Regions from separate parts of the Homo sapiens genome. Here region 2 is linked to region 1. The links are chromatin contacts, found by Hi-C or POLR2A ChIA-PET in ENCODE. All regions are on one chromosome and are shown on one strand. Each heading gives the region's core, a stretch centred on a gene start or an enhancer-like site at or near the end of the contact. The rest is flanking DNA. Distances are from core to core; before and after follow the strand shown.

What was found. A loop is a pair of places that touch in the nucleus more often than their neighbours do. ChIA-PET counts read pairs that join two places held with the same protein, here RNA polymerase II (POLR2A). Pooled maps may share reads with other maps.
Region 2: a map of PC-3 shows a loop between it and region 1 (6-fold over the local background). The contact joins the enhancer-like site here to the promoter of ARHGEF3 in region 1. A Hi-C loop is called at or near these places in 5 of 168 maps with a recorded cell type or tissue (CD4-positive, alpha-beta memory T cell, IMR-90, PC-3 and 2 more), 4 of 37 single-sample maps with no recorded cell type and 11 of 50 pooled maps. POLR2A ChIA-PET finds 5 or more read pairs at or near these places in 7 of 52 experiments (CD4-positive, alpha-beta T cell, CD4-positive, alpha-beta memory T cell, HepG2 and 4 more).

The regions. Positions count from the first base shown.
Region 1 is chr3:56,800,673-56,803,372 of GRCh38, reverse strand. ARHGEF3 (Rho guanine nucleotide exchange factor 3) reads left to right here and starts at 1,424. Exons shown (of 10, transcript NM_019555.3): 1 at 1,424-1,670. The coding sequence starts at 1,575. RefSeq lists a silencer at 1,255-1,424.
Region 2 is chr3:56,838,403-56,841,332 of GRCh38, reverse strand. It overlaps a transcript of ARHGEF3 not described here. Among named protein-coding and RNA genes, the nearest start is that of ARHGEF3, 38 kb to the right of the region's middle. RefSeq lists a silencer at 1,218-1,512. Within about 2 kb of position 1,377, at least 3 of the 41 ENCODE cell types and tissues checked have a DNase peak (open chromatin) inside an H3K27ac peak, as active enhancers do; they include PC-3 and mammary epithelial cell, where a contact is called at or near this core.

The sequences.
Region 1 (2,700 bases), core at 175-2,674:
CTGCCTCCCAGGCTCAAGTGATCCTCCCACCTCAGCCTCTGGAGTAGTTGGGATTACAGGTGTGCACCACCATCCCTGGCTAATTTTTTGTATTTTTTTTGTAGACACAGGGTTTCACTGCTGCCCAGGCTGTATTTTTCTTATAAAAAATTTTAAAACATGAGCTATAAGCTTAAGTCCCTTTTGTTCACTATCTTTAATTCTTTAAACCCAGGTGCCTCCCTTCAGCCACAGGGGAACTGGTAAAAGCTTGCTGTGGATTCTTGTAGACAGTGTTCAATGCTATTTACCCACAAATATGTCTTTATAGAAAATATATGATATTCTTTGGTAAACTTGTATTTTTTTTTAACACAAATGGTATTGTATTATGCTTAGTCTGCAATTATTTTTAAACTGAGTCTAATACATTGGAGATCTTTCCATGCCACACCCATAGACCCATCTCCTTTTTCACTGCTGCTAAGCGGTATTACACAGTGAAGAAAGTTTATTTAAGCACTCCCTATTGATGGATATATTACCATTGTTTCCAGTTATTTTTTATTTTTTACTGCCCCAGACAGGGCTGCTGCAAACAACCTTAAGATCAATCGCCTTCTTGGGCATTTATAATGTCATTGTTTCTCCAAAAAGGATCCAGAAAGGTGTGGTAGTGCCAGGTCATCCATGCACAGCTTTATACTTGAAGGACACTCTGTCAGATTGCCCTCGAGTGTCAGGCAGCCTCTGAATATGCTAGTCAAATTTAAAAGTTGGTGCAAAGTGGGAAAGGTCTCGAGGGAATTTTCCGGGGGTGGTGGAAATGTTTCGTATACCGACTGTGGAGGTGGTTATACGGGTGTTTACATTTGTCAGAACTCAACAAACGGTACTCTTAAAATGGGTGCATTTTGCCATTTGTAGATTATATTCCACTGACATTCATTTAAAAAACCAAACAAAAACAAAACAAAACAAAAAAAACGTGCAGTGGCCTGGGAACAGGGTAAGAGAGAACACCACCCCTTTCTAATGTGGGCTTTTAAAACGCTCGCTTTTCCCCCCAGGCTCCTTCCTGCCTCCAGGTGTCACTACAGCCTCCTTTCTCCCCGTTGCCCGGTTTCGCCCCAGCCTCCTTTCTACCAGCAGCCTTTCACCCGGAGAGTGCCAAAGAGCCCGAAAGGAGCTATCATGGGGTCTGCCTGCCCCGCAATCGCGGCCCACGCTCTGCGGGGGCGCCCGGAGTCGAATACCAGCGGGGAGAGAGAGGTCCCTCTCCACCCGCGGGACCGCCCCACGCCCCTCGCAGCCCCAGGAGGTGTCCGCGCTGCGGCACGTGGGCCCTCCCGGCAGCGTGGGGCGGTGCCGAGCCGGCGGCCCGCCCCCTCCCCACCCATCAAGGCGTGGCTGGCACGGTCCCGCCCACTCGGCTCCGGAGCCCAGTCGAGTCCTGCCCGGCTAGAAGCCGGCTGTCGGTCTCCGTGTCGCCGCCGCCGCCCGGCATCGTGGAGCTGGGGCCCCCTTTTGCCTGGGAGTTTTGTAGTCGCCTAGGGTCAGCGGTGACATCCCAAAGGGCAGGCCCGGCAGCCGCCATGGTGGCCAAGGATTACCCCTTCTACCTCACGGTCAAGAGAGCGAACTGCAGCCTGGAGCTACCCCCGGCCAGCGGTCCGGCCAAGGACGCTGAGGTAGGGCCGCGCCCTGCACCTGGACCTCTATGGGTCATCTGCCTGTCTCGTCTGCCTCCATCTCCCATTCTCGGCGCCCGTCCAGTGTCACTGTCTCTGTTTCCATCTCTCACTCTCCGTGTGTGCCACTTTCTCTCTCTACATCTCTCCCACAGTCTTCTTTGTGTCTCCCCGTCGCCATCTCTCACCCTGTCTCCTTTTCTCTCGCTTTTTCTCTGTGGACCAAGCACTAGCTGCCTCCTCTCTCCCTGTCCCTCTACCTGCCGGTCTGGGAGCAACTGCCTCCTTGCCTTTGCAGGGCTCTCAGACTGTCCATCTTCTGTCTGGACTCTCAGAGGGACTTTCTCCTACTGTCAGCAAGCCCCAGTGTCAGGGAAGTGTCAGCAAGCCCCAGTGTCGCTACCCTTTAAGCGAGTTTTTTTTGCCTGGGTTGTGAGAGCAGAGGGACGTACCAGCCCTCTCACCTGTCAGACTTGGCCTTGCAGCCCTTTGGCAGCAAAAACAGGACACAGCGCCTCTGCCTATCACCTGTGGCCAGTGAGGGTCATTCAGCCGGGGGGCTGGGGCTAAATGAGTAAATTGGAGTGTCTCCCACATGGATCTTGAAAATGAATTAAAGTCCTTAGGGTCAATGGAAAGCTGCCTTGGAACATTGGAAACATTTCTCTTTCTGGGAACTTTCCTGTGCCTTGCGGGCGATGTGAAGGAGTGCTCCCAGGTTATGTTTAGTCTGCCTTTTCCTCTTGCGTGTTATTTCTCTGGCACATAGCTCACTGGCCTTAAAGGTTGGGTTCAGCTGGAGGAGAAAGCATCCCTCTCTTTGAGGGTCTTAGGGAATACAGTCGCTTTCGCTAGATTACAGCTTTGCTGTGGTCAAGCTGCGGTGGAACCCACAGGACCCAGCTAGTCATTGCCGCTCATGCGTGTATCTGGGAGCTTTCCACTCTCCCACACCTCACTCTGCGAACATCAAACATCACCACCACCACTGGGGAAAGGCTGAAGGCAGGTGTGCATCCGGCCTTGTCAC
Region 2 (2,930 bases), core at 128-2,627, 38 kb before region 1:
CCACCCAATAAGAAGCCAGCAAGTTCTTCTCACCACCTCTTTGAAATTTCTGCCTGACTAGCTGGTGGTTGACTCAAGCTTTTCCTGCCATTGCTACTTTAGGGAAAGATCCCAGCCAAGGTTAATTTTTCATCTCACTCTTGCATTGAGATGTCACAGTGGGCAAATCTAGGGGTCTCAATAATTCGTCATTCCGTTTTGACCTGAACTTGATCAGTATAGATGAGGAGCCAGGAGTATTTATCTACTGGGGGCAAAGAGAAGGGGTTTTCCGTGTTTTTGCATCCCAAAATGCTAATTTAAATATTCTTAGGATCAGGTGACATATTCTGGTGCAAACAGCTTTCTTTGGTACTGCTTAACTGTGTGTATGTTAATAACTTTGCTGTTTTAATCTTACAGTTTTTAAAAAAACCTTTTCTATCTCAGTAAATCTTTCTAACCATGAAATTTAATAAAGCAGCATTCTAGAAATTCTTACCAAAGAAAATGAAAAATGTTAGTCTTCATCTCATGAAGGAAATGAAATTGTTTTTTTAATTTTTGAACAAATAGTATTAATGTTATAATATGTTAGCAGGTGAATTTCCAAATGCACTCCTGGTTGCTCTTTCAGCCATTCAGGAATAAGATTTGTCTTCTCAGTTTTAAAATTAGGTTCAGAGAAGAGGTCCCCAGAAACATGAGTCAGGGCAGAGATGAGCTTCCATCTTGGTGTCTCAAACAAGGTTTTGTTGATTGTTTATGGTGCTTACTCACGGCACTGCGCTGAGTCCCTCAGCAAACACCCACTTCTGTGAGAGACGGTCTGTAAACAATGAACTGTGGCTCAGGGAATGCATGTTGTAATAGAGATATTTTAAAAAGCAGACATTTTATGGGAGCATACTTGGAGCCTCAACCTTCTTACCTGTAGAGTGTGGAAACTGGACACATCTCTGTTCCCTTTCCAGCTTTGAAACTCTGGGATCCTGCAGAAATGCAGACCACTTCTTGTCCTAGAACATTTGTTTTGCAGGATCATTGAATAGTAAATACACCATTGGATGCTGTAAATATTTATGGTCCCCTAAATGGGGGTGTTTTTTCCTGTTGTTGACTGTTGTTGGCTGGCTCTCCTAGGCACTGCATGCCTTTTTCACTGAGTCTAGCAGAGAAAGCTTGTACCTCTCATTTGAAGAATGTCTGGGATGGTCTTAAAAAGCAAGTTATTTGTCTCAAAGTGCTAAAAATATCCACCTAAGAAGAAGGTGGGCTGCCAGAGCTCCGTCTGATCCTCCATTTCCTCTTAGTAACTTGAAGGAAAATGCAGAGGATGACACACGGCCAAGATGAGATAATGCCTGGGATCTGGGGGTTGAAGTCATTCCCAGGAGGATTCCTGTCAGATGAAACGTGTCCGGGCTCGAGAGCACCAGGAGCCTTCGGGATTGTACCACTTTCTTTCCCAGATTTTGCAGACCTAGGGACCAGACCCTCCCTTCCTCAGGTGGGTAAAAGGTGGTAATGTGATCCTGTGTTGTGAGCTGTCAGGTTCTAAAGGAGGGTAGCTTTCTAGGGTCAAAGCATCCTTGCAATGATGATTTGATGCAACCAGACCAAATCAGTGAAAGCTCAGCTGCCAGACCCCTTGAGATTTGGGGATAGGGCGCAGAGTGTAGACAATTTGATTAGACAACCAAGACCTCATTCTTCTTTGTTTCGTTGTTTTATATTTTTAATAAGCTTTCATTTTGGAATAATTTTAGATTTACAGAAAAGTTGCAAAGATAACACAGAGAGTTCTTATGTACCTTTCCCAGCTTCCCCTGATGTTAACATCTTACATAACACAGTGTATCTGTCAAAATCAGGAAAGTAACATTGGTTTAGTACTGCTAAGGAAATGACAGACTTTATTTGGACTTCACCACACAGTCTTCTTTAAAAACCAAAATGTTGTTCTGTGAGTTACCTGGAGTGTAAAATAAAATAAAATGAAAATAAAAAAATTCAAAAAAACCCAAAACGTTAAAAAAACTAATGTCACACACACATCACAAATACTCATATACTAATACACAAGAATATATATATATAATCCAGCCTTTAAAATGTGTGTATGCAAATGCACAAATGTATCTGGTTATGTAAATGGATATTATGTTCTCTTGCCTTTTGAGACAGGTTATACAAAAAAAAATTTTTTTTTTTTGAGACAAGGTCTCACTCCATCACCCTGGATGGAATGCAGTGGCACAATCACAGCTCACTGCTGCCTTGAACTCCCAGGCTCAAGTGATCTTCCCACCTCAGCCTCCTGAGTAGCTGGGACTACAGGTGTGTACCACCACGCCCAGTAAATTTTTATTTTTTTTATTTTTGTAGAGATAGGGGGGTCTCACTATGTTGCCTAGGCTGGTCTTGAACTCCTGGGCTCAAATGATCCTCCCACCTTGTTCTCCCAAAGTGCTGGGATTAGAGGCATGAGCCACTGCACCCGGCCAGGTTATACAAATTATCGTTTGCCTTTCTTAAATGACACACAATGACCATCTGTCATTGTACTTTGCTATAGTGTGTTGATCTCTTGGTATTTTAGGGCTGTTTGGTCCCGGGAATTTGTGCTTTTTGAGTTCTCAGGTCAGCTCGTCATAGTATTTCTAGCTCCCCTCTCATTACTAAGCTGTCAGCTGTTGCTTCTCTCTGCTATCAGCGTTTTTGTCTGTGCAGACCTCCTTCCCACATCTAAACTGCAGCTGCTAACTGTTAAGATGATATAACTATGTACTGGGGCTTCTTAGAATTATGGAAAGAAAAGTACCTGTAAATGAGGCACATGGAGAACATTACTGTGTGTATTTTATGACTTTTTAAAAAGCCTTTTTATTATCTTATTTCCCAGTTTTGGATCAGATTTTGAGGTAAAACCAATGAAAAGTGAAATAATA